Linked DNA regions of Homo sapiens: region 2 is linked to region 1. The links are chromatin loops, found by intact Hi-C in ENCODE. Cell type or tissue: Calu3. All regions are shown on one strand. Each heading gives the region's core, and the rest is flanking DNA. Links, peaks and the distances in the headings are about the cores only.

Region 1 (4,402 bases), core at 142-4,141:
ATTCTTGCTTAAAATAATACTTATCACTGTGGAATATCTTTGCCTTAACTCTGAAAAGTATGATTTTTGAGTCAAATAATTCTATCTTTATTTCTATTTATTTATTTCTATTCTTTATTTCTATTTTCTCTAGAGTAATTGTAGAAAATGTTTGAGAAACATCCTTGTTTAATCAGAAAAAAAGCAAAATAATGAATTAATTCTGGAGTACTTAAGTAGAAATCATTGATGCCACAGTGTGCTCAGGGCACTAGATATGCCTCCTTGGTGATTTTCATAGTTCTTGCAACAAAACTTTTAAAATATGAAGAAACTTGAAGTCAAATATTTGAGCTATTTTAATCTAGAACTGAACTGTATATATTCTGTATCTAGAACATCCATAAAATTAATTCAAAGCCATCTTCTATGCCAATGCCCCTGCATAAAATGACACACTACACTCCCTCTTCACTAACAATGACTCACTTTAGCAGTGACGTTACTTCTGAGTTTCAGGTGTAGGAAGATAAGCAAATGGATACGTTGTTTTTAAAGAACCCCAAGTGGTTCTACTCAGTTTTACTTCTTACCATCTCCCTCCTGAGAATCTCTGGATGGAAAATGAGAATTGCAATGATGTTAAATGGGAAATACATCTTCTGAAACACACACACACACACAATATTTCTCTTCGTAAAGCTAAAATTAACTGAGCACTTTTTGTTAGACATATTTTGACTACTTTAAATGCATTGTCTTGTTTGAACTTCAAGATAGCCTTAAGAAGTTGACATTATTTCCAACTTTACAGGTGAAGTGCCCAGACACAGTGAGGTTAAAATACTTAACTAAGACTGTAGAGTAAGTTAGTGGTTGAACTGAGGTGTGAACCTATGCTATCTGGTTTTAGAGCTTATACTCTAAACCATGAGGCTATGTTGCAAAGAAAATGTATTTTGGCTAAAATATAAACAAATCTGATTTTTTACATAAAATGCATAATTTTGTTGTTTGATACCACTCTGTTCTTGCTTGTGCTGCCAAGCCTGCCCTTCTACTTCTTTCCTTGCTCAACTTCTATCCATCCTCCAAGACTCACCTTAGTTACAACCTGCTTCAAGACCTCCATGGAACAAACAAAAGGCTCTAGGCCTCCACATATAACTCCATCAGAGTTCTTTATTCATTCCTTCTCCAACGAAGTTATCACAGGTATCATGCGTCAAGCTCTGTGCTAGACATATACATCATTTAAATTGCTCATTTAAAAAAATCTCTAGTTTTGATGGCAGGGTTTTATTAAATTTTGCCTCTCTGGAGCCTGGCAAAATGGCTGGCACATAGACTGCTTATTATTTCTAAAACTGAAATAAAGATTAATATGTTGTATCTAGTTACATCAATATCAATGATCCACAGTAATAGATAAGGCTTTTCCAGAATACCAGAGAGTGTAGGCAGAGATTCAGACAGAACTCTAGGCCTCTGCTGTAGCCAGTTTCCTGTAATTTGTTTAATTAGTATGATCAACATTTTCAAGTGCTTCTATGTGTCAGGTCCTATGTTAGGCACAGAAGAGAATACAGGTTCCAAAAATGAATAAGGTTTATTCTCAGCCCACAAGGAGTATATAGTCCAGTGGAAGAAATAGAGTATATACTGGGCTATTTTAAATGAGTGTGATAAAGACCACCATAATACAGTTACAAGAAAAAAATCACTCTGAATTGAAGTGACTTAAGAGTGCTTCTAAGAAAAGCAGCCTTCTGGATTGCAACTTAGAACTCTGCTTGGTTCCAAAGGGAACTTCAGGAACAGAGAAGACCCTCAATAGAAACATTGTAGAGGAATAATATTTTGAGATATTAACTATGATGTGCTTCCTGTAATATATTTTATCTTACTTTTTGTCCCCTTTCCTATTCTCCTGCCCACATTAGGGGAGAGATATCACAATATGCAAAGAAAACCCTCTTTATTTTCAAAACCCAAAGCCTTTAAATCTCAAAACGCAAGGATTTTGCAGTGGAAGAAGCTAAGCCCTGAACCATTAAAGGCATAAGGTTTATTCCATAAACAAGGAATAAAGAACCAGACCTCCCTACACAGACTACACAAGGATTCCACTAAGTGAAATGAAAAGTAACCCAGGAGGAAGCTAGGGCTTAGATGCTGGTAGGTTTCTGGAAAGAACCCCTAATTCTGATCTACCCTAACTTTGGAAGGTATAATTAAATGCCTAGATAGGACTGAGATACCCAAACCAAGATGGGACCTATTTAAACCTAAAAATAAGAATAGTAAGATCTAGCCTTGATCAAGCACTTAATAAGGCCAGGCATTATTCTTACCAAATTTTATTTGAGTAATAACCAGATTATGAAGGAATTATCACTCAGTTTCACCATTTTGTGATGACAAAACCAGGTCACAGAGAAGTAATTTGCCTAAAGTCCCTCAATTAGAAATAGCAGAGTTACTATTTGAACCACGGAAGTCTGACTCTAGATAGTGAAAGGGCCAAGGCAATGCTTTCCTTCTGCCCTCTAGAGGTTTGCTGAAAGTAAGCTGACAATAGACAGATTCATAGGAGAAAAAGGCATACAAAATGTATTTAAAGCAGACTAACATAGAGCCATACACAAAATATAGGTTTTAAAGAGGGGCCATATGGCTGAGGCTTTCAAAATTTCTATATTTGGGAGAGATGTAGAGAGACTTTATTTTGCAAATAATACTCTTGGGAAGCTGGATGAGACTGACAAGTTAGGGAAACCTAGAGGTGGAACTACACAGGAACAAAGGTTGTCTTTTTATGCAGATACGATTTCTTAGGTAGTCTCTTGAAGAAGCTGCTCTCAGAAGAATAGATGAAAATCTGTCTGGGTGTAGTGATGACTTTTAGTTATCTTCTCTCCAGTGATTATTGTTTCCTGGTTTTTTGTTTGTTTGTTTGTTTATTTGTTTGTTTTGATGAGATTCTTAGAGAAGCAGTGTCTCAATGCAATTATATTTCTTTAGGAAAGTTAATTACCTAGTCAGATAAGGAAATTCCAGAGAAAGTTTCTCCTGGTGCTTCAGGAAAGTAAGAGCATCAGAGAGACAGGGGGCCTGGGAGAAGTCAGAGAGAGATCTTAAGGCTGCCTCTTTGGTTCAGCATGCCAAAGCACCGTGTTTTGGGGTATCATTTTCTGAGCCTCAACAATAGGCCTCAAAATCACTGTGCTAACTGAGGAAAACAGAATTACCTAAGATTTCATTTCTAACACCAGCTAGGATGAAAGATCAACATGAAAACAATGAGTTCAGTTATGAAAAAAAGAAACAAGTTATCTTTTTTTGTTGAATAACTGAACTGTGGACATAATCGTAATGAGAGCTTTTCCATGAATGACTTTTTAATCTCTCCAAATGGTTCTGTGAGTGTAACTATTATTATCAATTTAAATATGAAAAAGTAGATCACATATGTAAATTCATCTGAAATTTCATGATTAGTATGTAGCTCAGCAGTATTTGTACTCATGCAATTTGACTCCCAAATCTATGTTCTCAATCACTATACCATCGATGTGCTAAATAAATGGTCACAGCAGTGTACATAAAAATGTTCTGCTTGGCCGGGAGCATGGTTCATGCCTGTAAGCCCAGCACTTTGGGAGGCCGAGGTGGGCAGATCACGAGGTCAGGAGATCAAGACCATCCCGGCTAACACGGTGAAACCCCATCTCTACTAAAAATACAAAAAATTAGCCGGGCATAGCAGTGGGCACCTGTAGTCCCAGCTACTCAGGAGGCTGAGGCAGGAGAATTGCTTGAACCCAGGAGGTAGAGCTTGCAGTTAGCCAAGATCACACCACTGCACTACAGCCTAGGCAACAAGAGTGAAACTCTGTCTAAAAAATAAATTAAAAAAGAAAAAAGAGAAGAAAAAAAAGAAAAGGAAAGGAAAAAGAAAAGAAAAGAAAAGAAAAAAAAGAAAAGAAAAGAAAAGAAAAGAAAGAAAAGAAAAGAAAAGAAAAGAAAACAAAAGAAAACAAAAGAAAAGAAAAGAAAAAAAGAAAAGAAAAGAAAAGAAAAGAAAAGAAAAGAAAAGAAAAGAAAAGAAAAGAAAAAGAAAAGAAAAGAAAAGAAAAGTGCTGCTCAGTCCAGGCACGGTGGCTCATGCCTGTAATCCCAGCATTTTGGGAGGCCGAGGCGGGTGAATTACCTGAGGTTAAGAGCTCAAGACCAGCCTGGCCCAACATGGCGAAACCCCGTCTCTAATAAAAAATACAAAAATTAGCTGGGTGTGGTGGTGGGTGCCTGTAATCCCAGGTACCTCGTAGGCTGAGGCAGGGAGAATTGTTTGAATGCGGGAAGCGGAGGCTGCAGTGAGCCAAGATCCAGCCACTGCACTCCAGCCTGGGCAACAGAGTGA
Region 2 (4,402 bases), core at 172-4,171, 390 kb before region 1:
ATTGATAGATATTTATAAAAATATATTTGAATTTATTTTATATATTTCATCTTATACATTTATGTTAATAGGAGAGCTTTGATAGATATCAATGTTTGAGCGATCAAAATAAACATTATTTGACTTTATACAACCTTCTTCCGTCATTGATTTTTTTGTATCCTGCCCTATTAATAGAATTTCTGGAGCCTTTGGAATTTTCCTTTGTTTCATTTCATTTTTTAGAGACGAGTTCTTGCTTTGTTGCCCAGCTGGCCTCAAACTCCTCAGCTCAAGTGATGCTCCCACATCTGCCTCCAGTTTAACTTAGACTACCTCACCATGCCACTGCACCTGGTTTAGGCTACTATTTTATAACAATGTTTCTTTACATAATATGAAAAGTTTTGGCATCTTGCTTTAGTGTATATGTTATACTTGAAACTGGACAAAAAACACAACTCTTATTCACACAAATGACATCAAACGTTAAAAAAATTTTCCTGTTGGATTATATATCTTTATATTTCTGGAGGCCAGGTTAGTTGTGATATGTTGACAAAATAAAAGCTTACAATAAAAGCCTTATTCTTTTGTTACCAATGTTTTTAAATGCTATGACTCAGACAAAGATGTGTGTTATGAAAGTAATCCTGTGTGTACTCTCCTAAATAGAAACTAAAGCAAGTGTACTCTGCTTGCTTATGTGTTCATTCTTCCTTTGCCTGACTTGTCTGTCCTTCTTGAAAATGAATGATTGAATAGAATGGCCTAGACATAGGGTCCATTTCTCTTTGTGCCTTGTTCAATGTGAAGATCCTACAGCCTGAAGCAATATCTCCTTTAGAAAACAGGGACTTATTTAGAGAGTGCATGCATCCTGTGATTGCAAGGGACGATTCCAGGGTTTTGTAAAGGCAAAAATAGTGCTTTCAAATCCACGTAGATGCCATTCAAGGCACAAAGCTAAGTGAGGAAGAAAAAAGAAAGCAGCCAGGACTTTTAGATTCTGGGCTGAAAGATGCTATATAGGATGAAATTTGCATTTTCATTGCCTAGTTAATAGTCTTTCAAACTAATAAAATACACCATATCAAAGAGTAAAAAAGGTAGATGTGATTTCTATTCCTACTAATTAACAGCTGAGACAGAAGAAAGCTGCAAAAATGTGAATAATTCTATAAAGCTAAAATATTAACTTGTGCCTATTTAGGGAATAGGAAATCCATTGTTTTTTCATCATCAAACTTTCTTTCTTCAGTCCATGTTTTCATTTCATATTACCAAATTTTTGAAATGCCATCATTAAACTAGTAAATTTTGCTGTGGCTTTAATGGTTCATTCTATTTCTTTAAGTTAAATGTAAGGTTTCCTAGGCCTTGAATGTATAAAAATATGTTATAATTGAAAAACTGATTTAGTAGAACTGTTTCAAATAGCGACATAGCGTATTTCCTGCAGATTTGAGAAGCAGGTATGGGGTATGATAATCGTAGGCTGTATAACATTCAGCCACAGACTTAGTATACTGGCACTAAAAGCTATTTACATTTATAGGCATTAGGAAAACCATTCCAGGCAAGAAGAAGTTGTTTTATTATAAAACTAGAGGGCAATTAGGCTAGATCTCTAAAGAGAAAAAGAAATTTAAGTTAGAAAGGAGAAATGTTTGGGGAAGCGTAGAAAAGAAAATGTCAAAGAGGAAGGGGAAAAGGATGGAAAGGAAAATAACTCTTCCTAAAGAAATCATCCTTAAGATTAGTAGTTTCTTTAAATATTGATGCTTATAAAAATAAAAGTGCATACTGAATGATTCAAACTGTACTTGAAACTCAGGTACATATTTTAAAATCAGGCAGGAAAAAAAGGTAGAATCTTGAGTGTGGAAAACATTTTTATTAAAAAAAAATAAGGTTTGTCCATGAGGCAGATTTCTTTAAGCTCTCCGAGTTCACTGCATATCCTCAGCAATTTAGTGGGCTATGCTGCAGAATCATCATAAATCAATGAGAGGATGTCTTGAGCCGTGGGGAATTAACTGACTCGCTTATGTATGATGCGATTCACAGCACTTCCATTCGGAAACCTTTTATGAGACCACATGCTTGCTTGGCTCAGACACACCTATGTCTAGGCAGGGATAGCTTTGGCTAGATCATATTTGTTTTCCTGTGTTTTCTTCTGCCTGAGGGAAGGAAAAATTTTTTCCAGGCAAATCCTCTGTCCTCTTTGGGTGGGGACTTCCAAATTAATTCTTAGTTGTCTGGATGAGAACAAGTATTAGAGATTAAAATTAATATTATCAGCTTCAGAAACACACAAGAATTCAAATTTGACAAACGTCAGGGAGTGGAAGAGAAGATCTATTTTTGAAATAATAGACATAATCAGAAATTCTCTGCTGGAATCCACCAGGGGGCAGACCCCTCCTGATATGCTCCCTCCCAGTATTGGCCTCAGAGCCTGCAGCCTGTGAGAAGTGTTCTGAGAGACAACCCCTGTCCCTGTCATGCTTCAATCCAATCTAACTCATTAGAAATCCTGCCTCCAATTCTTTTATTATACAGCATCACATGTACCATGGAAAATCTAAAAGGAAAGTAAATGGGAATCTTAGAAGAATTTTATTATTAAGAAACTTAAATAGTGTTTTTAAAAGCCTCACAAATGCCTAGTTATTTAAAACACAAACAAAGGAAGTAGGCTCTTTTTTGCGGGATGTTTTTTGTTTGTTTTATGTCTCAGAAAGAACTAACATTATTAAGCAAGTGAAGAGCTTCAAAGGCAAGTTACAATCGAAATAAACAAAAACCTGGAAAAGGAGATTTTTACATGAAGGTTAGTTATCATAAAAAGAACAGTGACTGTCTCGCATGCTACTAAATATTTCTCATTTAGCAATAGATAACTTAAAAGCTTGCTGGGATAATGCACGAAAAGAGAAAGAGTAGTGAAAGGAATTATAGACTACACCATTATAAGAAATCAGAAAGTCAAAGCAGAAGCAAAATAAGTAGTTTTATATCTAAATACTTTAACAACACCCCTTATATTTATGCTATAATTTCTTTTATAGTAATAAATCACATTACACTGTTTCATACCAACTATGTTTCTACATCTGATGTAGAATGACAGTGAATAAAACTTGCTCTACCATTGAGAAGCTTATGCATCCTGAAAAGGCCTTTAGAATACACCCTTCATTGTCTGCAATTCCTGTGCTGTCAAAGTTCTTATTTTGTAAATGTACGAATACGTGGTAAAAATTCTTAGCAAGCCGTTGAGAGAGGTGTAAGAGAGGATGGGGCGAAGAAATGCCTGAAAGTTTCTTCAAATTAACAAAATTTTCATCAGTACGGTCTGATATCATTAATGGGTGGCAAACATTTTTGGACAAACATAAAAATTATTTTATCGTATCACTTCTATTTTACAAAGTAATAATTATATTTAGCATATATCTCAGTTATCAGAGCTTTAGCGTGAAATAAACTGTAGACAAATCTGGTTCTAAAATACTACTGACACTTACTAGTCTACTGAGGAAAAAACACAAGAATGACCATGCTCAAACATCCTAAAAACTTTATGAGAAATCACATTCTTCACAGTACTAAAATTAAGTTACATTAGGATGTAGTGTAAGCCACAGTAACAAGGTATCCTAAAGTATATTGACTGAAACAAGATTAATATTAATTTCTTTGTGATGAAACTCTTCTGGTGGTTTGGGATTGGTAAGGTGCCCTAGAGGTGTCAGGGACACAAAACACTTTCATTCCTTTTGTTCTGCCATCTCTAGACTCTTACCTCATCAGCTTGCTTGAAATCAGTTAGTATCTACCTTACAGCCTGTGGGAAGGGTAAAACAAGAAGAAAATACTTTGTATGCTCCTTTTCTTTTGAGGGCAAGCAAGTTTCAGAGGTTGCACACTTCAACTTTTCTCATATACCATTGGCCAGAATTGGTCATGTGACCCTACCCGGCAAGAAAAGAGACTGGAAATGTCATGGTTCGTTGCCATAGCTTCAATTATAATGCCTATTTTTTTAATAGAAGAAAAGGGTAATGAATATTGATAAGGCAATTAGCAATCTCTGCCACAAAAGTGTACAAAGATTGAAAGTATACAAATATTAATCAGACACAGCATCTCTAAGGTTTTCTTTTAATAACTGCATTTTTCTAATTTATTTTATAAATTTATGGTTTTTCAATTTATAATTTGTTTTTAATCAATCATATCAACTTCATTTTTTTAATACTAAGAATTTGAAACTGATTTAGGGACCAAATATTGGGGAATTTATTATAATCAACTATATGTTCAATAATAATAACAGAGAAAAAACTACATCTCATCAAATGTACTCCTAAAACCAGACAGGTTTTAGAGTACTAGTTCTTTGAAAATTTCA

Evidence for each region. A loop is a pair of places that touch in the nucleus more often than their neighbours do. Peaks named below come from ENCODE experiments on the same cell type or tissue, not always from the same donor. Only the 100,000 strongest peaks of a DNase experiment are listed, where the experiment ranks them.
Region 2: a loop joins it to region 1, with 13 times the contacts of the local background. A loop is called at or near these places in 13 of 110 quality-filtered maps.

The regions. Positions count from the first base shown.
Region 1 is chr4:104,449,255-104,453,656 of GRCh38, forward strand. No RefSeq gene overlaps it. Among named protein-coding and RNA genes, the nearest start is that of CXXC4-AS1, 40 kb to the right of the region's middle. In Calu3, for the core only: no CTCF peak of the experiment used is centred there; no DNase peak of the experiment used is centred there.
Region 2 is chr4:104,062,780-104,067,181 of GRCh38, forward strand. No RefSeq gene overlaps it. Among named protein-coding and RNA genes, the nearest start is that of LINC02503, 100 kb to the left of the region's middle. In Calu3, for the core only: a CTCF peak has its summit at 2,383 (motif pointing right); a DNase peak (open chromatin) is centred at 2,422.